Linked DNA regions of Mus musculus: region 2 is linked to region 1. A link is a loop called in an ENCODE intact Hi-C map of the cell type or tissue named here. Cell type or tissue: heart. All regions are shown on one strand. Each heading gives the region's core, and the rest is flanking DNA. Links, peaks and the distances in the headings are about the cores only.

What was found. A loop is a pair of places that touch in the nucleus more often than their neighbours do. Peaks named below come from ENCODE experiments on the same cell type or tissue, not always from the same donor. Only the 100,000 strongest peaks of a DNase experiment are listed, where the experiment ranks them.
Region 2: it touches region 1 in a loop (4-fold over the local background); 6 of 42 quality-filtered maps call a loop at or near these places.

Annotation. Positions count from the first base shown.
Region 1 is chr13:69,608,911-69,616,364 of GRCm38, reverse strand. Srd5a1 (steroid 5 alpha-reductase 1) reads left to right here and starts at 4,902. Exons shown (of 5, transcript NM_175283.3): 1 at 4,902-5,398. The coding sequence starts at 5,118. It overlaps Nsun2 (NOL1/NOP2/Sun domain family member 2), which reads right to left and starts at 4,349. Exons shown (of 19, transcript NM_145354.5): 1 at 4,177-4,349; 2 at 3,907-4,064; 3 at 3,323-3,427; 4 at 848-953. The coding sequence starts at 4,272. In heart, for the core only: no CTCF peak of the experiment used is centred there; a DNase peak (open chromatin) is centred at 4,714; H3K4me3 peaks cover 2,850 bases; H3K27ac peaks cover 1,904 bases; H3K27me3 peaks cover 941 bases.
Region 2 is chr13:69,806,213-69,813,826 of GRCm38, reverse strand. Med10 (mediator complex subunit 10) reads right to left here and starts at 3,945. Exons shown (of 4, transcript NM_138596.2): 1 at 3,775-3,945; 2 at 2,137-2,220; 3 at 21-123. The coding sequence starts at 3,896. In heart, for the core only: no CTCF peak of the experiment used is centred there; a DNase peak (open chromatin) is centred at 3,986; H3K4me3 peaks cover 1,959 bases; H3K27ac peaks cover 1,442 bases.

The DNA of each region.
Region 1 (7,454 bases), core at 2,455-7,454:
GGAACTGAGCAGAGCTGAGTACAGACAAGGATGTGGCAGCTTTCAATGCTTAGTTTCCATCGAGGGAAAGTCAAGCAAACTTATGTCCTCTACCTATCTGCACAGAAAGCCACAGTGGTAAAAAACAGCCAGAAACTGAAACTGAGCCAGACCCAACTTTCAAATTGGTAATGGCACCAGTAACTAGGGAAGCACAGTATTTGTAAAGCTTGGTGAACAGGAAGCCCGCTTTATCTAGTAGCACAAAACCATTCACTTCATCAGAAAGAGGTGAACAAGAAAAGGAAAGCTATAGAGTGTGCACTTCTCCAGGTCCACATGAATGGGCAGCAGCTGTACTGGGACAGTCCAGTGACTGAAGTCGCTCGAACCAACCCAGAAAGTCTGCACCTATGAGAATTACAGCTACACTCGGCTACATGTTTTTGGCAGCATTGGTAAAGGTTCAATATAGGAAAAATACATTCAGCAAGATACAGTAAGATAAAGTGTGACGTTAACAGTGCCATTACAAGTAAACTAGATAACTTCCATAGTGGCCCTAAAATCTTGGATGTATGACAGTTCAAGTGAACACACATCTAAGAAGAAAAAAGGAGGAGACTGCACAGAAGTACTATGAGTGACAGTGACAGCCTGGTCCTACACTCAGATTCGACAGCCATGTGAATCCACCAAGAGAAGGCAGTCAGACAAGCTGACAACAGAGACAGGTAAGCCTAGTCAATCACAGGAAACTAAGGCCAGGGTCTCCTCACCATGGCCACTCTCCAGGTGGGAAGCACAGTGCCAGTGCAATCACAGCACTCAGTGTTCAGGCCCCAGGGCGCTCACAGAACCCACTTACAGACTCAGTCTCGCTGACCAGGAACTGATGGAACTTTGCCAACAACGGGGACTTCCTCAAGATTTTCCGACTTAAGTTTGTATGCCAGGCAAGTTCTTCAGGGTACCTAGAGACGGAAGATGTTGACCATTTTCATACAATAAGGCATGAGTAGTAGGCAGTTACATGTTTGATAGATTCCTGATTATGATTTTGTTAGTCTATTTTGTATGTCTGTAAAAGCAATTCTATAAGGAAACAAAAGAGCTTGCGTACAAAACCCAACCCTACACCCCCTCCCATTCCTGGAAACCACAAATGCACTCAGTTTTAACAAAGTCTGTTATCAGCTATGCAGACTGAAGAATGAAGTCTCCTGTCATTTGTGTCACTCTGAGGACATTCCTTCTTTGTGAAGTCAGTGATCGGGACAGGTGTTATCTACACCTGGCCTGTATGTATTCATCTACATGCAGGAACAAGGGCTTTGATGTGACTCACGACACTCTGCTCACCAAGCCTACTCAACCCAGCATCAAACTAAGCAGGTCGGACAGTAATTAATCTCTGTGTTGGCACTGACTGTTACACCTGAGACAGGACAATGAATTCCTGTAACAAGTCACAGAGGTTCTGTGTATCTCTGTAGCCATGGTAACAAATGGGAAAATGAAATCAGGCTGACTGGAAAACAGACTCAAAGTGACAAACTTGAAACTTGGAAGTGACACAGAAAAATAGTTCTTAGACCCTGCTCAACCGTTGTGCACTAAGATACTTCTGTTAATTTCCATCTAAATTATGAAAAAGAAATTTTCTGTGGATGTTACACACAGCACTCTTTGATGTATCAGACAATTAAAAACAACTGAAATATTAACCCTGCTTCACCAGAGGCAATTCCATCGACGCCACCAGTCTGGAGTCCTAGTGAGATATTGGAGAAATCTTCTGCACACTGATTTTAGTGTCTGACATCCAGGACTCATTTAAACGGACCTGCTGTGCTTAACATGGTAAGGAAGGATATTGAAAACCCAAATAGCCAGTGAAAAATGGCAAGCGATATTCCATGATTAAAAAAAAACACAAAAGATTACCTAAAAACAAAAGACAACATCAATATACCAATAGCCAAAATGCAGACATGGTAGCATAGGCCTTCAATCTCAAAAGAAGAGGGGATTGTCTCTCTGAGTTTGAAGTTCAGCCTGTTCGACATAGAAACTTCCAGACCAGCCATGATTAAATAAGACCCTGCCTCAAAATGAAAAATCATTAAAAAAAAAATTAAAACCCATAGTTATCAGAAAAGACTCACTAAATTCACCTTTATATAGAAACTGCTTAAAATATTTTTCTTTTGTGAAAATTTTACCTAAAAATCTTAAATATGAAACCATAATTAAAAGTTTCCTTAAGTTCACTCAGGGTGTGGAGCATCTGAGCTGTTACTGAGCATTTCAGGTATTAAATATGAAATCCTACACCTTCAGAGCCAGGGATCACAGGTAATAAAAGGGCTGTCATGGGAGCAGGAGTGCCTGGCTGCTGGATACAGGGGAAGCCTGACTGAATGTGAGCCTACAGGCAGGCTGCGCTGGGAAACACTGGCACACAAGCCATAGCAACCTGTGATGAGACTGGCAAGCAGAGCTTGTCTTCCCTTCTACTCGGAAACTAGGATGTGGAAAACTGGTCATTGTAAAAAGAAGTTCAAGAAGCAACTCAGGAACATCAAGGAGGAAGCTGGACCCAAGACCAATTAACCAAACTCATTAACTCAATTAACTGCGAGTCACTGATGAACATGTGTACCCCAACCTCATGTTAATAAAAGCACTACAGGAAAGAACATTAAGATGCTTGAAAAGAGGCAGATGATGGGGGCTGGGGAGACGTCTCAGTGGTTAAGAGCACTGGCTGCTCTTCCAGACCAGAGGTCCTGCGTTGAATTCTCAGCAACCACATGGTAATGGGATCCAGTGCCCTCTTCTGATGTGCCTGAAGACAGCCTCCCTGCACTCGTATACATACATACATAAATCTAATAAGGCAGATGATGCTGGTACATGGATTTAATCCACCCAGCAGAGGCAGGTGGATCTGAGTTTGAGACTAACCTTGTCTACAGGTTTCAGAACACCCAGAAATCCTGTCTCGGAAAACAGACAAACAGATGCTTGAAAAATACATCCAGGGACTAGGTACACGGCTCAGCAGTTAAGAGTACTGTCTGCTCTCTCCCTCCCAGAGGTCCTTCCCAGCAACCACATGGTGGCTCACAACCATCTGTAATGAGTCCTGTAATGCCTTCTGGTGTGTCTGAATACAGTGTACTTATATATAATAAACACGTAAATCTTTATAAGAAGAAAAAAAAAGGAAAGTACAACCAAGCTCTTTAAGCCGACAGTGACTTTAGAGCTGAGAAGTGCATTAAAGGGGGTTGGGGACCTAAGAAACACCCAGCACGAGGAAGCATTCTGTACCCACCAGCTTAGTGGTTGTGGAACTTCAACTTTCTGTCCATCTACTTCCAGGTCCTCCAACTCCTTAAAGTACTTGTTCTTCAAGCAATGGAGAATCTCTTTGGCATGGCTATGGAAAAAAAAAAAAAAGCAAGTTTCACAGTCATCTAAGAAGGTGAGTTGGTAAGATTTAATAGCTTTAAGATTGCCAAGTGTTTTAAACGTAAAACCAGTTCTGAGAAGACGTTCCATAAGCGCTCCGGGGTGTGCAGACTTTTTAACACCTAGGCCCTGTTAACATCTAAGAAAGCAACACCATCAATTTTCTAACTCCCTCCAGTTCACTGTTCTGTTGGACACACCTTACAAATAAGGTAAAAGCAATACTGCATTTTGTCACAGCTTCAGTTTTTAATTGCCACGAGTCTTGCGGACAACGTACTTTGACGTGCAAGAGAGGCAAAGATTCCTGCTGCTCTGATGGTCCCCCATAGGACCCAAGTCTTTCCCGGGTCGCGTTTTCTATTCATATTCTAATGTCCCACCGAGGACGTTCCTGTGCACTACAGCCCCCAAGTCCACACCTCAGAAAAGACACAGCAAACGTACCTTTTGTACCCAGTGATTCTCAGTGTGGCTGGGAGAGGTTCTCGGAGTGACTCCATGAATTGGTCCCATTCTCCCTCTGGCACGATCTTGAGTTCCTGATAGTAGTGCTCGAAGAGCTTGTTCTCCTTTACGATCTCGGGATAGCCACCTTCCCAGCCCTGCCAGGAAAGCGACAGGTGAGCAAGCTCCGACCGACACCCGCGAACCCGGCCCACGAGCAAGCTCCGCACGCGCGAGCCCACCAGACACCCCTCTCGTCCCCGCGCCTACCGCCTGGCCTCGCTTTCTGCCGCCGTCGCTGGCGTCTTCCTCGCCCTCAGGCTGCGGCGGCTGCTGGAACCGCCGGCCCCGCGCCCGCCGCCCCATGGCCCACGCGGCTGCACACGCGGAGCGCACACAGCGACCCACCAAACCGCACGCACGCTGCACTTCCGGCTGCATCCCGAGGACCCCGCGGCTGGGTCCTAGCAGAGGCAGTCAAAAAATATGCCTGAAAGACACAACATGCTCCCGCCGAGAACTCACGCAAAAAAAAGGGTGGTATTCCTATAGAGAACGTGTTTCCTCAAATCAACCTTAAACGCCACTGAGCGTGAATCTCCCCGTCTTACACAGAGACTCAGGCACCTGCATGGACGACCTGATCGTAGCGCGTGCGCAGAGAGTCATGGAGTGTTGTCCGATCTGTCGCTGTCCGGGTTAGACTGTGGAGGGGCGTGGTTGCAAGTTAGGCGGGGCGGAGCGAGAGTCTGTTTCGAGCGAAGAGGCGGGGTCTTTGCTGTGTAGGCGGGACTTTGTGGGTGATGCGAGGCTCTGGTGCTCCGCTGTGGCGCTGAGGGGGCGGAGCTCCGGCAGAACTTTTCGCGAGCCAAAGGAGCTCTCAGCCAATGTGTGTAGCGCTCCAAGATCGGGCGGGGCTCTGAGGAGCGGGGCTCGAGACTAAGGCGCCCTCCCCCCGAAGAGGCGTGGCTCCCTGTGTGGGCGGGGTTTTACCCAATCGTTCTCTCGTTTGGATTACGGGCGGGAGGGTATCTTCTGGTGGTGCTAGCCTGTGCTCCTGTCTCCGCCCGAGCAGGTGGCTCGCCCCTCCCCTGGGCAGGTACACCCTGCTGGAGCGCTGGCCCTTGTGGGCTGCTCTGCGCCCTCCTCCTGAGCTTATATGTGGCTCCACTTGGACATCCGAGCATGGAGCACGCTGCTCGACCTCAGCTATGGAGTTGGATGAGTTGCGCCTACTGGATGCGCTAGTCTACCTGGAGGGTTTCCTGGCTTTCGTGGCCTTCGTGGGGCTCCAGATGGTGGGCTCTTCCTACGGCCGCTACTCCTCGCAGTGGTCCGGCCGCCGAGTGCCCGCGCGACCTGCCTGGTTCCTACAGGAGCTGCCTTCAATGGCCTGGCCGCTGTACGAGTGCATCCGTCCTGCAGCCGCCCGACTGGGCAACCTGCCTAACCGCGTCCTGCTAGCTATGTTTCTGATCCACTACGTGCAAAGGTAATGGTCTTCCCTCCTGCGCTTGCTCCCGAGGACCCGCGGCTCAGAGACTTAATTCCGAAATACAAAGGATTGTCTAGAAAGGGAGGTAGAAAGGACCGCACAGAAGCGGTGGAAGTTCGTGTCTGGTCAGGGATAGTGGCACAGTGGTCCGGATTTCTTCCCTGCCCATCTGCAGACTCCGCCCTAAGGAGTATCTGCGATGCCATCCAAGCTGCATTTCTACTGTTTCCCCCTTGGGGAATCTATCCCTGGTAGCCTGTCCCATAGCCAGGTGACCTAGCTTCAGCTTGCTAACAACCTACTCTGGAACCACTGTGGACCCCGAATGTGGACTGGAGCAATTTCAGAGATGTTTTGCTTTCTCTGTGTGAGATGGTATGAATCTTTCCCAGGAGGTGTTATGTGAAAAATGTTTTAGTGACCGCCTCAAGTCTTTGGGTTTTCTAATAAACTGGACTGGACTGTCTCTAGGTCTTATCTTTAACTGACCCAACATTTATTAATAACGTTTAAATGTTTTCATCTAGATTCTGAAAAGTGCACAATTAAAAAAAAAAAAGGATGTCTCTATATCTAAGGAAGTTGAGTTCTGTGACATTTGGGACATGGGAAAGTCTCTTATCCTCTCTGATCCTAAAGTATTCATTTCCCAGAGAGGCTGGGAGAATGCATTGTTGTGTTAATAGCCTCTGCTTTCTTAAATCCAGTGAGGAGAAAGAATGAGTTTCTAGATCTATTGCCCAAAGTCCACTGTGGCCACTATGGTACATGAGTTGATTGATCTTTTGCTGTTTTGTTTTGTTTTGTTTGTTTTTTCAAGACCGAGTTTCTCTGTGTAACAGCTTGGCTGTCCTGGAACTTACTTTATAGACCAGACTGGTCTTGAACTTTCAGAGTTCCACCTGCCTTTGCCTCATGAGTGCTGGGATTAAAGATGTGCACCGCCACCATGCAGGGCTGGGGAGTTGATTTTTGACTGATTTCTTGTCAGTATTAATGCAGGCCCTTTATATGAGGGCACAATCAACATACAAGGAAGACTGAGTTCTGTGTAACCCAAATTGTTGATAGAGTATTCCAGAAGCTGAGGAGATGGCTCAGCAGGTGCATAGCCGTTCAAGCCCAAGGACTTGAGTTTGCATCCCACACAAGATTCTGCAATACCAGTGACCCTGTAGGGAAATGAATGCAGAGATGAGAGAACCCCTAGGGCCCAGGAGCTAGGTAAGATGGTGGTATACACAGCAGCGAACAACAGGTAGAAGGTAAATACCGACAGCCGAAGGTGTCTTCTGACCCACATATATGCATCTCTTCTGTGGCATACGCGCATCTCTCTCCGTCCCTCCCTTCCTCCATCCCTCCCTCCCTCCCTCTGCCCCTCTTTTCCTTCCTCTCTCTCACACACAGACACACACAAGTACAAAAAAGATATGGCCTATGAAATAAAGCTGTTATCAAATTGCTTGGTTTATTCTTAAGAAAGGCTGGGACCTTACTGCTGTCTGAATATCCACTGAACTCCTGTTCACAGAAGTATCTCCTTAAGAACACCAGAATTTGTGTCTGTGTGTGTCTGCAATGGATAAAAGCAGGTCCTGCAAGGCAAAGTGCTAGAGGTATGTAAGTCTAAATTACAAATTCTGGAGATTCCCTTTGGACTGAGAACGTAGCACAGTGGCAGACCAATCCCTTAAGATGTGCAGTGAAGGCTCTGAGAAGGGAGGCACTCTGTCCCTAGCACTGAGAGAAGGGAGGGGACTCACAGACTATTGGAATGAGAACGTATGTGCCGTATTCGATTGTACAGCCAAAAAGATTATCAAAAGCAGCCTATGGATTACATACAGTATTTTGAAGCTAATAACTTGGCCTAAAGAGTTACGAGGAGTGGGGATAGGGTCGACAGTCTTAAGGTTAAACAGACATCCTTGCAGAAGTTATTTTTGGTGTGAGGTTGTGGTGACCATCGCTCAAGGTTCTGATGCTGGCAGAGTCTGGGGAGAGATAAGTCTTGTCAGGAACACATACGTGCAAGCCTCTCTGACTGCTC
Region 2 (7,614 bases), core at 1,639-6,638, 200 kb before region 1:
TCACTTCCTGTCTGCCTCACCTTCATTGTGTCGATCTTGCCCTTGACTTGCTCGTTTTTAGCTAGAGCCCTCTCCAGGCATTCTTTGGTGTAGAGCTGGGGATTCCGACCTTGATCAATGTATCTGAAAAGAAGAACATCACAGTAAACACACGGCTGACTCTCCTAACCTCAGTTTTCTGGAAACTAGGACAAAAAATAAAAATCCAGCAGATATGCCCTCACAGGACCTGGTCCAGGAGCCGGGTGTGCTTACACGCTTGAGTTTCTCCAAGCTTCTCTCTAGTTTCTTCCAGCAGCTCATGACAAGCCACACCCACTCACATCTGTGCAGCACTCACACTGAAACGCAGTGCATGAGAAGGGTGCAGCACAAATCTATGATGCTACCTTTTGGATTCTCCACATGGTGATAACGAAGCTGGTACTGTTCAATGCAGTGCAAGGGCGCACATCTGTGACAGGCACAGCCGGGATGCACCGTGTACTCCAGGCCAGCCTGACTACTTGGGACATGCTGGGTGGACAAGTCAGAAGGGAGGAGCATCGGAGCCCTATGAGGACACCAGTGTCCACTGGTGGGAGAGGGTGTTCTCAGTACACTGCATTATTAGTGTTTCTCTCCAGTTAGTCCATAGGATAAAACTATCTCTTGACAGTCAATACTTTTACCAAAATGCCATATCTTCATGTCATAAAGCCCACTGCCCACAATATCCAGATTTTTCAAGAATAGACTTCTTGGATATCTCTGTATACTGAGTAAATCTGTCACATTTGCTATATTAATTGGTCATTATAGAGAAAGGACACCACCACACCAAGTTCAATTAAAAAAGTAACAAGCTGGGCAGTGGTGGCACACGCCTTTAATCCCAGCACTTGGGAGGCAGAGGCAGGCAGATTTCTGAGTTCGAGGCCAGCCTGGTCTACAGAGTGAGTTCCAGGACAGCCAGGACTACTCAGAGAAACCCTGTCTTGAAAAACCATAAAAGAATAACATAAATCACTTCAGGTTAATATCCATTCAACTAGACTGTATGACAAATAGCAAAAATACCAATTTGTAGGAATCCCATTTCATTTTGATATTTCTGTAATAATGTAATGAAAGCAGCATCTGATTACTTTTAAGTAAGTGCAATCCAAGCAACAACAGAGCACGAAAAGCTTATCATTCATGTGTGTTAAGTTAACGGGTGGCTCCTCAACACAAGGGAGGCTGTGGTGTTTAAGGCTCAAAAGTTGACTGTGACCTCTGTGGCTGCACAGAGCAAAACACTGGGCTGAATTGCTAAGAGCTTACATTACCCTGGCTCTGGAAAGTCCACGTGCTCTCCAAGTGTGCAAGAGCAAGGTTGTGGGAACATGGAAATTTCTCCCATGATACGATCAAGGCCTGTTTGGGAACAAGCTAAAGGCACCAGCTCCTTGGATTTTGCAGAACACTTTCCTCTGAGCTTCTGCTGTGACAGACTCTGGTAGAAAGATGCCTCCCCACAGCCACCTGGACTGAGATCTTCCTCCAACACAAGACGGACCACCTTCCAGGCTCAGCTTACCACGGGAAGCTTCTCAAAGATCAGACTACAATATTTTTCCACGTTTGTGTGTGTCTATATCTATATTTATATCTATAGATAGATAGATAGATAGATAGATAGATAGATAGATAGATAGATAGATAGATAGGCAGGCAGACAGACAGACAGACAATACACTTCACACACACCTCTTGTTGCTTTTCAAGACGGTTTCTCTGTCTAGCCTGGGCTGTCCTGGAACTCTCTATAGGCCAAACTTATCTCCAAGTCAGAGATCCATCTGCCTCTGCCTCCCAAGTGCTGAGATCAAAGGCTTATGCCATCACACCCAGGTATAGCTCTTAAGAATTATGAGGTTTTCCTGTGGCCTGAAGGCCTTTCTCCACTGAACTCGGAAGCATGTTTTTATATTTTCATGTGACACTATTCTCAACAACACAACACTGGAGAGAGAGTTATCCTTTTTTAACCCCATTAGCCTACTACAACCCTAGAAGACTGGTGGTCCTGCCTGTGGCACCTGGGCCTCGCCTCCCTCCCTCTCACTGGCACTCACAGCTAACCAAGAATCAGAGAGACCCAGTGATACTTACTCAAAAACTTCCAGAGGCACCGTGATATCGTGCAGCTGCTGTCTGCATTTATCTATGTCCTGTAAGCCCGTAACAATAAAGTTTCTGGGAAAAAGGCAGAGTGGGGTACGTGGTTAGTTCAGAGGACAGCACAGCACACCCCTACACGGCACTGGCCACTGTGCTTCAATTCCTGAGGGTTAAAACGGCCAAGGTCAAGGACACCGGGGCAGATAACTGAGGTGGCAGCTGGGTATGAGATAGCCACGGGAACTGGATAAGAGAACAAGGCCAGTCACAGCAGGCTCTGGTCTAGGCAATGCGCCAGCTTGTTCCCATCCCACAAAGCCCTCCTTGAGGGGCAAGACCACAACTCTATACCTTAGTAAACATCCCAAGTGAGACACAATCCTGTACCCAGCTTTAAGAGACTGAACTGTGGGTAGAGATGGTTTCTTGGGCAGTCTCTCATTCCAGAAAAGGGTCTCCCCTGGGTGGGAACACAGAGAGGCGGCTTCCAGGTCCAGACACTAGAGGCAGGACTGGCCGTGTCTCAGCTAGGGCTATGCTGGCTTCCTTCTCCCAGATGAACCTGACTACCTGTCTGCTCTGCCTGTACCTTCATGTTACCTTCCTAACCCAGGAGCACCAGCACCAAGGCAGCTCAGTGGCTGGGATCAGAGGGAAGTCGGGAGACTGGCGCTAGCTACCTTAACAGGCTTCTTCCTCCCTAATGCTGCACACACCTGAACCCTTAATTGCCACGGGATTCTGGGGACACCTTTGGACTTACAAAATATGTTCAGATGCTTAATTTTTCCCTTCTAAACTCAGAAAGGAGGTGAAGAGAGAGCAGAGCTTTCTGGAGTGCATGTCACTGAATGGAGTTTCAGGGTAGACAGCGTGGAGAAGTGGGCTCCAGTTTAAGTGCAGTACCCACAGTCAGCAAGGAAAAAGCCCATCCCTAGTGGGTTGAACCTCGGCTCCCTCCAGAACCACTCCAGATCCCTGGAAAGTGTCCCATATATAAGCGGTGAGGCCTTCTCCTGAACACTGTGTTGTTTCCCTGTAGGCCATTCCAAGGCCTACACAAGATACTGTCAAGAAATCAACCCTCTGTGGTGGCCTTCTTCCACAGCGAGGCCTATGCAGCAGGTGGCTCAGGGCCCCCCTGAGGTGTGAAGTCAACCTCCCCAGTGCGGTGGGGTGGGGTGGAGTGTCCGTGGTGCCTACCTCCCCTTACGGCATCAGGGTAGTCCCAGACTGTCCTGTAGGGTCAGAGTGGTGCCAGCCTCCCCTGTGGGGTCAGGAGGGATCCTCCTCCCCTATGGGGTCAGGGTGGAACCGGCCTTCCACGTCCGGCCAGGATGGACCTAGAGCTACCTCTATCCCAGCGGGGTCATGACTGAGCCTCCTCTCCTGTGCGGTCAGATCCTCCTTCCCAGTGGAGTCAGGGTGGAACCGGCCTCCAGTGGGGTCAGGATGGAGCCCGTCCGCCCCGGTCAGGACGGAACTCGCCTCCCCTGTGAGGTCCGGTCAGGATAGAACCGGCCTCCCCTCGGGGACCCGGGATGAACGTTAGAGCCCCAGTGGGGTCCCCAAGGCCGGCGGGCAGGGGCTTCGCACAGACGCGCCGAGCCCTGCCGGGCCGTCACTCACAGCTTCTGGCTCAGCCCCGCCTGGCTGCTGGGCTGGAAGTCGCTGACGATGATGCCGAGCTGCCGAATGTTCTCCACGAACTTCTCCAGGTGCTCCTCCAGATGGTCAAACTTCTCCGCCATCGCCGGCTCCGCCCGCCTCTTAGCCTCAGCTCCGAGCGACTCCGGGTCCACAGTGCTCGCCCGCTTCCGGCTTCCGGAAGCCCACATCCGTTTCCTCGGGGGCGGGGCCTCCTGGGGGCGGGGCCCGGGCGCTATGGGCGGGGCAAGAGACGGGGTAAGCCTTTGAAGGGAAAACCCGCTTGGAAGCTTCTGAACTGTGTGTGTGGGAAATGTTAACCTGGAAAACACAGCAAAGGCATGTGTAAAGGGGCAAAAATGAAAACTCTTAGCTGGTACCTAGCTTTTCTCAGTAAAGAAAAAACAAGTCTCATCAGGGAAGTAAAGAAAGCTAGATTGAAGGACAAGAATTTAGATACAGTGGACCTTGTATGTTCATAATCTGGAAAGCTTGCGAGATGTAAGCAATTTTCTTTAAAAGATAATTATCTGGGCCCAGTGAAATGGTTCAGTGGGTGAAGACGCTTGCTGCTAACCCCGACAACCTGAGTTTGGTCTCCAGAATCCTACATGGCAGGAGGAGAGAACAGAATTCTATAAGCTGCCCTCTGACCTCCAGACAGGTACTGTGTCACAGGTATGCCCACACACGGCATACACAGACACACAATACATAATAAGAAAATGTATTTAAGTGGGAAAGTCAAAATAGAGCCATGCTTTTTAAAACTGGCCAGGAGACAACAATCACTTTCAAAAAGAAAAGAAAGAAGGAAAGAGAGAAGGAAAAAAGGGAGGGAGGGAGGGAGGGAGGAAGGAAAGAAGGAAATACCTAAGCCCTAGGTACTTTTCAACTCACTTTTTAAATTAATCAAACATTAAAGAACAAATTATTTCAAACTTCTGCAGACACTTTTAAGTGCTAGAAAAGGAACATTTCACAATTCAATTAAAAGGGGTGGTGAATTTGATATGAAAACCAGTCCTGAAGGACAAAAAGAAGAAATATAAGTAAGTCTTTCAACCTTCATGAAAGGAGAGACAAGGGGACAAGTGAGAGAGACAAATAGGGAGAATGGGGATGCCAAGGGATGTATACAGGTTCTCTGTGTTAGACTAACAGAACTTAGAGAGAGAGAGAGAGAGAGAGAGAGAGAGAGAGAGAGCGCACACGTAATATGAATTTATTAGAATAACTTATAGGCTGCCGTCCAGCTATTCCAATGGTGGATGGCAGTGAACAGAGAGTCCAAGAATCCAGTAGTTGCTCAGTTCAGTCCGTGACACTGGATGTCTCAGCTGGTCTTTGCTGGTCTTCAGTATACACTGGAATCCCAAAGAATCAGACTTTAATGTCAGTGAAGGAATGGATGTGCTAGCAAGGCAAGGGCAAGCAGGCAAAGAACAAAAGCTTCCTTCTTCCATGTCCTTATATAGGCTTCCAGCAGAAGGTGTGGCCCAGATTAAAGTTGCACCTCCCCACCTCACTATCCAGATCAAAGGTGTATGTCTTTTTATCTTAAAGGTTCAGAGCAGAAATGGATCCACCCACTTCAAACCAAGCAAAAACGTCCCTAACAGACACACCCTCTATTTCTGGATTCCTGTTCATTCCATATGTAGTCAAGTTGACCACCAAGACTAGCCATCCCAGCTCTCCAAATGCCCAGAACTGATATGTTGAATGCATGTATATTTAGTTTTATATATGTGGTGTTAGAGTGTCTGACAGGGTGTGTCAGGGGTGATATAGCAATGGCTGATTCATGGTGGAAAAACTGAGAATCCAGTTGCTGTTCATTCCGCGGAGCTGCATGTTTCTGCGCCCCCAATCTGTTGCTGGACTCCTGGGAGATTCCTGGAGAGCTATCAGGGTATGGTCTTCATTGGGATCTGAAGGTCATTGGATTTAGTATGGGCTCCGGCAACAGGAGAGATGAACTTGCCAGAGAGAGTGAAGGCAAGCAGGCAAAATTTTTCTTCCATGTCTTATAAGCTGTTAGTAGGTGTGACCCAGTGTATTAGTTAGAGTTCTCTAGAGTCACAGAACTTATGGATAGTCTCTATATAGTAAAGGAATTTATTGATGAGTTACAGTCTGCAGTCCAACTCCCAACAATGGTCAGTAGCAGCTGTGAATGGAAGTCCAAGGATCTAGCAGTTACTCAGTCCCACGCGGCAAGCACGCAAGGGAGCAAGAGTGAGACTCCCTTCTTCCAATGTCCTTATATTGTCTCCAGCAGAAGATGTAGCCCAGATTAAAGGTGTGTTCCACCACACCTTTAATCCCAGATGACCTTGAACTCGGAGATTTAATCTTCTGGAATCCATAGCCACTATGCCTCAAGATCTCCATACCAAGATCCAGATCAGAAACTTCTATCTCCCAGCCTTCGGATAAGGGTCACTGGTGAGCCTTCCAATTCTGGATTGTAGTTCATTCCAAATATAGTCAAGTTGACAACCAGGAATAGCCACTACACCCAGATTTAGGGTGCTTTCAAAATCTGATTAGTATCTCTGGGTATGGTAACATACACCCATGATCCCAGTGTGTGGGAGGCAGAGGAAGTCAGATCTCTGTGAGTTTGAGACCAAGCAAGATCATGGAGAGTTTCAGAACATCCAGGACTACACAGTGAAACCTTATCTCACAAAGGAAGAGAGAGGGTAAGACAGATAATCTCTAAGTGGGTGCCCAGCATCTTCGGTTTTAGTTTACTTCAAAGGCAGTCCAATTGACAACCAAGATTAGCCATCCCAAGTTCAGTCCTTGTCAACTTCACACATAATATCAACTCCTTATGTCATGCTTAATTTACAAAGGAAAACAATAACAAGGTCATAATTCCACCTGACATGTTGTAACTAGCCTAAGAACAGCTGCAAACACATATGTTTTATAACGTGGTACACTGTCCCTTGAAGCATGATGACTCAACTTACATGTGACAATATACATTTACAGCACTTGACTACTGATATCTTTAATCAATGTGATATTACATCATATGATAATGAAATCGAGGGAAATGCAAATATTAGCTTAATATATGTGTATGTGAAAGATCCTGGCAGAATGCAAAAGGACACAGAAGCCCTGAAATTGGCAAGATAGACGTCAGTGTTAGCAGAACTAGCTTCACTGATTTAGAAAAATAGAGGTGCACAATGCTCTGGCCACTCCTTGAACCTGTGTGTCTGCCAATGTTCTGACCAGGTGTGTGCCCATTGCTGCACCTTCATTAGACTCTTTCCTTGTACCCCTCCCATACCCATTTCTTGAGAATAGACATTGTTTAGATCTGGAAATCCCCTATTCCCCACTTCTCCTTTCCCCCCTGAGGGCCTATAAAAACTGGGACCTCTTTTCCCTCGAGGTCGACTCCTTTACCCCTGCGTGGGATATGAGTCGTCCCCAGAGCTCTGGCTTTCCCCGAATAAAGCCTCATGTGGTTTGCAACAAGCTTGGTCTGTTGTGAGTTCTTGGGTGTCCGCTATTATCCTGAGGCCTGAGCGAGGGGCTCCTCTCGGAGTCTTTCATATGCATGCCCAAACATGTTCTTAACAAAACAGGACAAAAACACTCATGTCAGTTATTATCCTCATTTCTGCAACTGGTGTGTGCCCTTAGGCTGATATTTATAGCTGTCTTCCTCTTCTCCCATTGTGTATTTCCTCCACCTTCAATAGGCTCCTCAGCAGGTCTTGATTCTGTCCCTGGAGAAGTGACCCATACTTTCATCTCTGAGAGGTCTGGGTCATTGCCATCCTGCCTGGA